2 separate regions of the Homo sapiens genome follow, and region 2 is linked to region 1. The links are chromatin loops, found by intact Hi-C in ENCODE. Cell type or tissue: heart left ventricle. All regions are shown on one strand.

Evidence for each region. Hi-C counts contacts between places; a loop is a spot of excess contacts. Peaks named below come from ENCODE experiments on the same cell type or tissue, not always from the same donor. Only the 100,000 strongest peaks of a DNase experiment are listed, where the experiment ranks them.
Region 2: a loop joins it to region 1, with 2.8 times the contacts of the local background. A loop is called at or near these places in 2 of 110 quality-filtered maps.

Annotation. Positions count from the first base shown.
Region 1 is chr4:16,589,621-16,594,620 of GRCh38, forward strand. The region is part of intron 3 of LDB2 (LIM domain binding 2); the gene reads right to left. Among named protein-coding and RNA genes, the nearest start is that of LDB2, 310 kb to the right of the region's middle. RefSeq lists an enhancer at 1,009-1,778. In heart left ventricle, no CTCF peak of the experiment used is centred here; no DNase peak of the experiment used is centred here.
Region 2 is chr4:16,673,680-16,678,679 of GRCh38, forward strand. All of the region lies in intron 2 of LDB2 (LIM domain binding 2), which reads right to left. Among named protein-coding and RNA genes, the nearest start is that of LDB2, 220 kb to the right of the region's middle. In heart left ventricle, no CTCF peak of the experiment used is centred here; a DNase peak (open chromatin) is centred at 2,792.

The DNA.
Region 1 (5,000 bases):
TTACCATTCCTTTCACTATTAACAACTTTGAAATGAAGGAAAGTGCTATGCAATCACGAACCGCTGAGCCTATTTCAACTATGAGCTAGGAAGTGGTGGTAGTGTATTGGTTCAATTTAAATAGTTACAACTCATTAATCAGACGATTTCTGCCTTAGGAAAGCAGTACAAAATAGCGGGCGGATACTTTGGCATCAGAGGGTACTGGATTTGAATCCCAATTCTACTTTTTACTCATTCTGGAAATTTGGGGAAAATCTAATAAATTCCCCAAATTCCAGTTTTTCTCACTGTAAAATGGAAATAGAAATATCCTTGGGTAAGAATGTTAGGAAAATTCATTAAATAAAGTTATGTACGTAGGCTACCTGGAATTGTGCCTGGCATGTAGTAGGATAGCAGTAAATGATAGCGCTACAGATAAAAAGAATGCTACCCAAGAAAACACAAAGCGCTAGACCAGTAATGGTCATCATGTGCCACCTGAGACCTAGGGCTTCACTAGCGGCGGCTTCTCAGGGGCTCTGCTGGGAGGAGCTGGGCCTCCATCTCGGCTTTGAGATCCTCATTGACTTTCTGGATTTCACTAAGCAGCTTTGATTTTTGTCTGTTTTTTACTGCATTGGGCTTCCGATCAAGCTTTTTGGAGAAAGATTTCCTAGGCTAAAAACAAACATACAACACTCCAGACACTTGAAAAAACACACTCAAAAACAAATAAATGAATAAGTAAAAATTAATTAACTGAAGAGAGAATGTAAGTATTTGTAAAACTATAGTCCACGAAGTTAGTGAACAATTTATATCAGCCTTTTACGAAATATTAATAATCACTTTCCTCTTTGGAAATGTAACACAAAACACCACCACTTACTGAATTGCAACTTGGTCCACAGCACTGGGTTGGGTGCATTCCATGCGCTCTAACTGAAGGTAACATGTTCTTTAAGCAAGTCAAATGCCAGTACAGGAGAATTACTAACAAGTGTTGATGGGACACTACTCGAGAAAGATGCTGTTAACGTGTGCCATCTTCGTCTTATCAAAGATTTCAGAAACACTGTGGGATAATTATTGATAATCTGGGTGAAGACCTTTGCCTCAGATCCAATTAGCAGGACCTGTGGGTAATTTCAGGCATGTGGGCACATTGCCTCAAAACCCCTTGGCTGTGTAGTCTTCAGTGCCTTGTTTCTGGTGTCTCAGCCATGAGAGTTGAGCGCATAGAAAAGGGAGAAGACTTCAGTTCCCCCAAACCTCTCCCCTTGAGCATCATCAACTTTGGAATTAATTTACGAAGACATTAAAAAGAGTTGCATGGAGATTAAGCCACACAATTCCCCCTGGGGTGTCGGCATGACAGAAGCCACCTGTGGTGACAGCTTTCACAAAAGAGAGGTAGCTATGGGGAGCCATCAACAGTGAAGTGTCTTGACAAAAACACGACAGGGATTTTGGATGCTATAATCCTTTTTAAAGGGGGAGATTATTGGATATTTAAACAAATATTAGCTTAGTTAAATGTCAGTGTTTAAAAAATTATCTAATATATTTGTTTTGCATTTATGAACCACAAACGCAGGGCAGGTGAAGGGTCTGGTTTACTTCTATTGGGAGAGAATTTCATAATGAGAAGGCATGTATGTAGTCCTCTGACAGATTACTCAGTTGGAGCATCTGTAAGGTCAACTTAAATTGTGTCCTTTGTTCACGGTAACAGAGCGAGCTAGTTGGGGACCTTTCTTGCAGTCAAATTGTCATGGGCCTACAAATGGAAAATTGCAGCAGGCCTTGGGCTCCTCCTAGTTTCAGTCAAAACCAAGGGTTTAACTGGGGTATACCATGTGCAAGGCAGGAATCCTTAGAATCAAATCTGAGTTGACTACGCTGGATGTTTTCTTTAAGGAAAAATAAATGACTTATTTGAATGAAAGGACAGAGGAGGATTTTGGTCACTGCTGGTCTTCCCCAAGTAATTACACCCACAGCTTCCAGGCCCTAGACAGCCACTCCACACCCTGTACCCAGCATAGAAATTAAAGGAAACCAAAGGCTTTGTGATTTGTTTTACATGCAACAGCCAGCAAATGGAATGGAGGCAAATAAGAAAAAATATATATGTATTTCCTATTCAGAAATGGTAAAAAAACAGGCATAGCCTATAAAAGGGAATTAACATCTTCTCTCTTCAGAAAAATTCTGTGCATTCCTCTTAATCAATACAATTAATGTAGCTTTTATCTGAAGTCGGCCTTTTTTTTTTTTAAAGCTGCCTTTCACTTGGAATCCAAAATCAAAAGGGTCCCCAATTAAGAAAACATTTTCTGTTGTGCTGAATTCATGTTACCGTACTGTGAGCTCTGACATTTTGTTTCTGTGGTAACCAAAATCAGCTGATTAGTTGGCATGGCAACAGAAAAGATGTAATCCCAGCAGACACACTCTAATCAATGCCCCCAGTACAGATGGTCTCCGGAGGATCAACAAGAAAGAGGCTGGCAGGCATTCAGCCGATCACGTGCTAGCTTGAGACTAGGCCAGGAACAAGAAAACTAAAAAAGAACATTTCTCAAACTAACCAGTAGCTTTTTAACCCTTTTCTTTCTTTGGCTAATTGTAACGCAATATTGACTGTGTATATAGCTGCATAATACAATGATTCTCATATAGCTTCGATGAAATCAAGTGTGCTTGTTAAGTGGGAGTGTTTATGTAATTTTCTGAGTTTGTATGCTTGGAACAGCATGCATGGAGTAGTGCTTTTAGATTAACACTTGTGCAAAGCTCATTGTATTTTCCTTAGTGGTACTGCATATGTAAACGCATTCATATGCATTATACATACATATATATATATATATATATATATATATATATATATATATACACACACACACACACAAACACACACATGATCTGATCATTGATATTATAATTTGGTTAGAGTCAGGAGAAGAGAAGAAATTCTGAAATATAATGTAGTATACAGGCTAAGGTAAGAAGGATGAACTGTCAAAGACATAAGTGAGTATTCATATAGGAAAACTGGTGGGTGCATTTCCATGGTACTTCTCTGTAGCAGTAAAAAAATTCATAGTAAACAATTGAGAACAGAGAAAACATAAACCAATCTTTATAGAGATGATAAGGGTGGCCAATAATGGCCATAACTTTGTTTCAGTGTGTAAAATCTAAAATTAACCCCAAGAATGTACCCTAGAAAGTGTTCCTCCCAGAATCCACCAGTGTTCACATCCTCAAATATAAATATTACTCAGAGTCTTTAATTCTGAAAACCTTGATGTCTGCTCTTCTGATTATTAAACCTTGTTTTCTATTTGATTAAAAAACTGAAAACATAAAAGAAAGGCTTTATAATGTGTGTTTTAAAATTCTAATTACACATTTATCCATAATCAATAATGTTCCTGGTATCAGGAAATTGCAATAATGCTCATGATACTCCTGAGGAATAGTTAATATTTCTGTTGATTAGGATTGCGACTGATTTTTGATTCACCAGTTGACCAAATTTTCATAAAAGCAACTCAGAACCACTGGGTCAAATGCTATTTGGGGAATGAGAGTTTATTGATAGCCTAAATTAGAACACTGCGATGCTGCCTGCACATAATATGCTAAGTACTAATAGCAGGCTTCCCTTTAAAAATAAGCATTGGCTTCTGGACCCTTTTTCTTTGTAAAAAGGTCTGAAAGGTCATTAGCCCACTGTTTTGTAGTAAACAGCCATGATATTTTATTACATGTAAATGAGTTATTTTTAATTAATATAAGAAAAACAACATTGGAAAGTTTTTTGAGTATTATAATAATCACCAAGGAGCAAAAAAACAAAAAACAAAAAATTGAGAGAGGAAAAAAAGAAAAAAAAAATGGATCCTTTCAAATTTCCTAAAAATAAATGTGCATAATTAGCATCTGGACTAAGTCCATGAAACTGAGCTCCATTTCCCAGAAAGTGATATTTTTCATCACGGTATGGAAATATTCATTTCAAGAGTCGGCAAATATACTTCCTTGGAGTCGCATCAGATGGGTGGTCCAAACAATTGCTGCTTGGGGCAAGGGAGCTCGGTTCAGGGGAGTGCTCAGGTGTTTCTGGTGACCACCTTAGATACCTGAACAAATCACTCAACCATCTGAGAGGAAAATTTCAGGATAAGAAAGAATGCAACACAGGAAAACCTTAGTTTCTGGATTTGAATGAAAATAACACTTTATCGATTCATCTGAAGAATGGGATTCTTTTCGATCTAAAACAAGTCCCAAATGTTCAGCACTAAACTTTCAGAGCAGCTATGTTCATTTATGAATCAGTTTTGGCCTGAGAAAGAAATTGAGTAAATATATAAAAGGACTACTACAAAATACATTTTTATTTTCAATGGCTACTGGCTTTGGAAGCAGCTCCTTAATTACAGCAAAGTTTTTAATTTAATTATCATGGATTTTTTTTTTCCCCTTACAGCATAAGGAGTTGGTATGTTTCTCTTGAATTACCTAAAAATAACATTAAGCCTAGAGGAAAAAAGAAAAAAAAAACCAATAATGAAGGAGCAGAGAAAGGCTTTCTCTGCAGTGCTAAGACTTTGTAACACTAGAAATGAATGGCTTGCAAAATGAATGGCTTACATGTCCGTCTGATCTACAAGATTATGTAAATGTTCTGCATCTCCAGAATGAAGTGAGACATGGGCAGATTAAACCATCATTCAGGTGATCATTACTTTCCATGTAGCAAAAGTCTCTTGTCAGCCAGGACTTCTGCATCCAGTGTGAAGCTTCTTTGTCTCTGACTGACAACTCTCCTCTCTGCCTGTTAGAACAGGAAGAAAGAAAAACCCTACCCTTTCCTACATTTAAAAAAGTCTACGGACAAAATTAAGATGCCGTAGAATTAATGGTATTTGATGATTTGTTTTTGCATTTTACAACCATTTCCTTTGCCTTTGGTTTCGTACACCAGCATGGGCACTGGA
Region 2 (5,000 bases), 84 kb after region 1:
ACATTTTTGGTTGCCACAATTGATGGGGTGCTACTGGCATATAGTACGTAGAGGCCAGGGATGCTGCCAAACATCCTACAAGGCACAGGACAGCACCTGCCCCAACAAAAAACTATCCAGTCCAGAATGCTACATGCCAGGGTTGGGAAAGCATGGGCTACCCTGCTCTGAGATGCTTGTTGAAAAGGTGGGGATATAAATATCAAAATGAGAACATTTCTCCCTCTTTTACATTTCTTCTCCACTATCAAAAGACCCATTAAATTCTGTGGGATATCTGTGCCCAGAGCACTGAGAGAGCCCATGGGGAAATTTAAGCAAAGATCAATAATAATCATAATGGGAACAACTCGCATTTGTATATCGCCTTAGTGTTTACCAAGTGCTCTCTTATACGTTAACGCAACTGAAGCTGTGCTGGGGAAGGAAGTTGGAAAGATTTCCCTGAGAATATTTCCCATTTTACGCATTTCCAGAATTCACGCCTTAAAACAAATTAGAAATAGATTAAATGAGGTACCTTTGGTCAAACAGAAAAGCAATTACATGATAGGAAATTGTAATAATCCATCACAGGCATCTGGTTCCGAATCCCCGAGCTGGTTGCAGTTTCCTCTGGCATCTGCCGCTGAATGCACAACTGCAGAAAGACAGTGCTCTTTGTCTCTGAGATGCAAAGATAAGAGCAGTTGCCCTGGAGGCGGTGTTAGAAGCAGGGACCCCAGCTCTCTCAGTGATAATTCAGGAGCACCCATCATTCATTGAGTGTCCACGTATTGGGCTCTATGTGGCCTATAGGGTGGATGCCTCCATGCTTATTATAAGTTCATTTCTGAGCATCATATTTTTGAAAGGTGAGGATTATTAATTACTTGTGTGTGATGGCTAAGGAAACTGAGAAGTTATACAGCTGCCTCAGAGAAGACAGCTAAGGACAACTGGTAAGCCAGGATTCAAACACTGGTCCGTCTGCTCCCCAATTTACGCATTTTCTATTACATCAGTTGGGATCTATGAATACATGGTGCCTGGCACCCAGAAGGCACTGAGTAAACTTGTTAATGTCATTTTTAGAGAAAAAATTAAAGAAAGAAAAATCTACCGAAAGCACACACACACACACACACATATACACAGACACACACACACACATCCCTCTCTTCTTCGGTGAATTTCCCACCAATGTTAAGGGAGTATACTTGGCTTCTGTTCTTATTCAAAACTATTATACCAAAATATCTGCTTTATTATCTAGGAACCTGAAAGCGAATTCCCTGTTTGCTCATGTTTACATACATGGAAGCTCTGTGAACACTGGGATATTCAAATTTTTACCTCATGTATGCAAATCTAAATATTTTCACTGTACCTTCGCAGTATCTTAAATGCAATCATTTATTTTTTAAAAACTTTTATTTTGAGATAATGGTAGGTTTAAATGTGGCTGCAAGAAATGGTGCAGAAGGGTCTCAAACACCTTCCACTCAGCTTTCCCCAATGGCAACATCTTTCATGACTATAGTACAAGATGACAACCAAGGAATTGCCATTGGCATCCATCACACCTGACTTAATTCAGATTTCACCAGTTTTCTGTCCACTCGTTTGAGTATGTGTTTAATTCTATGCAATTTTATCACATGCGCACTTATTTTATGGCATGATATGTCCTCATGTGACTTCAATATAAATCAAAATACAAAACAGTAATAAAATGCATCTCTAATGTAGACACAGTACTTCAATTGATTCATTGAGGGTCATCTCTATGCCAGCCACTTTTATTTAAAAAAAGAAAGAAAGAAACAGAAAGAATACACAGCCCCTGCTGTCACAGAACTTCTAATCTCATGGGAAAGGCAGGGATATAGATAATTATAGGACCAAAATGGGTACAAAATGAAAAAAAAAAACCCTTAATTGGTTGCAAAAATAATCTAGATAAATAAAATTATATATTTTGGTGCTTATTATGTTGGCCTTGATCCCAAAGTCACTCGTACCTTTAACACTATCTATGTCTTAATATATTAATAGCACTCATGTAACATATGTTTAACATTTTAAAATATTAGCTTTAATGATCTATCAATATGCTGTCTGTGTATCTTTTCCCATTGCAACAATTCAATTCAATGTGTTGAAACATAAAAATAAATCAACTTCAGTGTTGATTTATTCATGCATAGATTTCTCCATTTCTTTATTATAAGATCACATGGAATTCCATTAAATGACATATATCTGTTTGTGCCTGATTAAACAAAAGTACTTGTCAGAGGAAGAGGGAATATTTGGCATATTGGTAGGTGCCCTTTAAGCTTTTATAAGTAATAATAACAGTATTTTATACCCACATGAAGGCCTCTACTGGGAGAAGCCAGAGAAAAAATGTTTTGTAACTGGCTAATGTCATGTCTGAACACCTGACACACTTAATTTCCCACCGCAGGGCGTGGAGGAGAGGTTGTGTGTGTGTGTGCATTTGTGTGTTAAAGCACTTCACATATAGCTGAATCTAAATGAATTTCTTCTTTGTTGCTACATCTAGCCCACTTTGTCCTGGAGTATGTTTCTAACTTAGTGTTCAGGACCCATGTGAAAATTCTGGAAGATGTTGATGGAAAAAGAATAAGACAGCAAAGTATTCTGTCTCTGTGTCTATTCCAGCTCCATTATTGCTAGAAAGTGGAAAGCTAATCCAATGCAGCTGTGACTGTGAAGGCTCTGAGGTATCTTAAGGGGAAGCCCCTTCGCCAAGATCACGGAACACCCTGGGGATCTGGCCTGGATTAAGGCATCCATTATTGAGTTCCCACTCTGTGCAAGGCACAATGTCAAGTGCTGTGGGGAATTACACAGAAGAGGAAAAAAATCTATCAACCAGTAAGCAATATTCACCACTGACTACAAACAGGGCAATGTACTAACTTCTGACAATACAAACAGCTCTATGAAATCATCTCTACCTTTGAGAAAAGTATAGTCCAAATGAGAACTCAGGAATGAGACACGTTTCAAGGGTGATGTAAGAATGGGACACTTGCTTTCAGAAACAAAACAAACCAAAACATATGGTATAAGCTATAAATACTGTAGGAATACCAAAAAGAAAGGAGGAAAATGAGATCCAAGTCAAGGAAGAGTTCTGGACAAGGTGGAGTGTGAGTTTAGGCATTGAAGATGAGTAAGATTTGCAAGCATGGGAGAGTAGGGCAAAGGGCAGAGGTGGGAACAGTCAGGTGCCAGATGGTGAGGCCAGAACAGAGACCCTGCTTTTTGGTATTTGAGTCAAACAAGTTGAGATTGGATTCTTGGCCCCTCGCTTAAAAGCAGTGAATTTGAGAAAGTCCCTTAACCTCTTTGAACCTCAGTTCCCTTAAGTGGGGAGAGGACAGTTAAGTGGGGAGAGAATAGCGCCTATGTGTTGGAGTTATAGTGTGAATATCTGTGAAGTTCTTAACATGGCCAATCAGCACTGAAGGAAAATAGTCATGGGGCACTGGGGAGGAAGAAGATGAATGGATAACAGAAGGATGAACAGAGTTCAGGGTGGCCTGAAGCCAGCCAAAGGAGTTGAGCTTCTTTCCCAAGCTGCCAAGGGTCTTCTGAGCTTACCTAACAAAAGCAAAACAAATAAGCATATGTGCATAAAATACGTTAACAAATAAAAATGTATTCACAATCAACAAAACAGAAGGGAGAAAAGCTCTGAAGTATGTGGTTAAGAATTGCAAAGGATAAATGGCAAGAGGGATGACTGGATTGGGCGGGAAAGGTGACCAGAGGTAGGTAACACTCATCAGGCAGAAGAACTGGATTACAATCCACATCCCCCACATTCAGAGCTTCAACCTAGCAGCATTGGCTCTGCTGATCTCCTGTTAGACAAGACCCCTCCTTGGGAAAGGATCCAATAGCTTACTAATCTGAGATTCTAGTCAATTCCATTTAACTCCAGAACATATATTGTTTTTAGATCAAATATCTTGTTCCATGTAATTAAGGCACTCATGTAATTTATTGTCTTAACTGGGAGAGTTTTGTTCTGACAAATGCTAAGCCAGATGGGCTGCCAGGAAAATGGAGATAAACTGAAACTGTTCAGCCAAGCCAGGACATGTGTTTCCATTTCATACCACCCACACAAATAATATTCAATTTCTGCATGTTAGTCTATTAAGAAACACTGGGAAATGGCTAGGCCTATTTTTGCCAAATTTGGAACTGCCTGAATTAGAATGTCAGTTTCGGCAAAATTTACATTGAAGGGTCTGAGAGACACCTAAGTGTGTAGACCGTCTTTCTCTGCAGCATCTGAAACTTGATTATGAGCGGTATTGGTGACTTCCATTTGAAAGGAAGTTCCCATTGTCTTAGGACCAGCAGTAGATCAGTAGATAGAGAAAGCAAACAACGATTTCAAAGATCAACCCCAAATCAGAAGCACCAAGGACAGACTGGCCAACCCTAAAAAGGAATGGCAGTGGGAGGCATAGCAAGCTGTTTCTTGATTATGAAGCATTTAGGACAAATAGTTGTAGGACTTACCTTCTTCACAGTAACACAGTAAAGGTAAAGGTCAACTCAAGAGTTATTAGTTGTTAAACAATTATTTTGTACCAGGCCCACTGATAAATTCTTTTCTTTTTTATCAGCTATATTGAAGTACAATTGACATACATTAGACTGGACATACTGATTTTGGAGTATTCTTACTCCTAGTTGTTCATCAAGTGTCTGATTTATGTGTGTCCCAATCATGGGACAGGCAAAATGCAGTGTTGGGGACTAGTGTGGTTTCAGGGGTGAAGGGGGGACCTTGCCCAGAGCCTTGGGATTCTAAGTGGAGTGAGCTTTCCTAGTAACACTCTGGGCTACTCTTGGGCCCCCTCCACACTTTACCCCAAGAAATGTGGAATCAGCTATTTGATAAATTCTAGAGGAGTTACTAAGAAAATCCAGCTTGGTTTTATTCTCTCTTCTTTGGGAGAGAACTG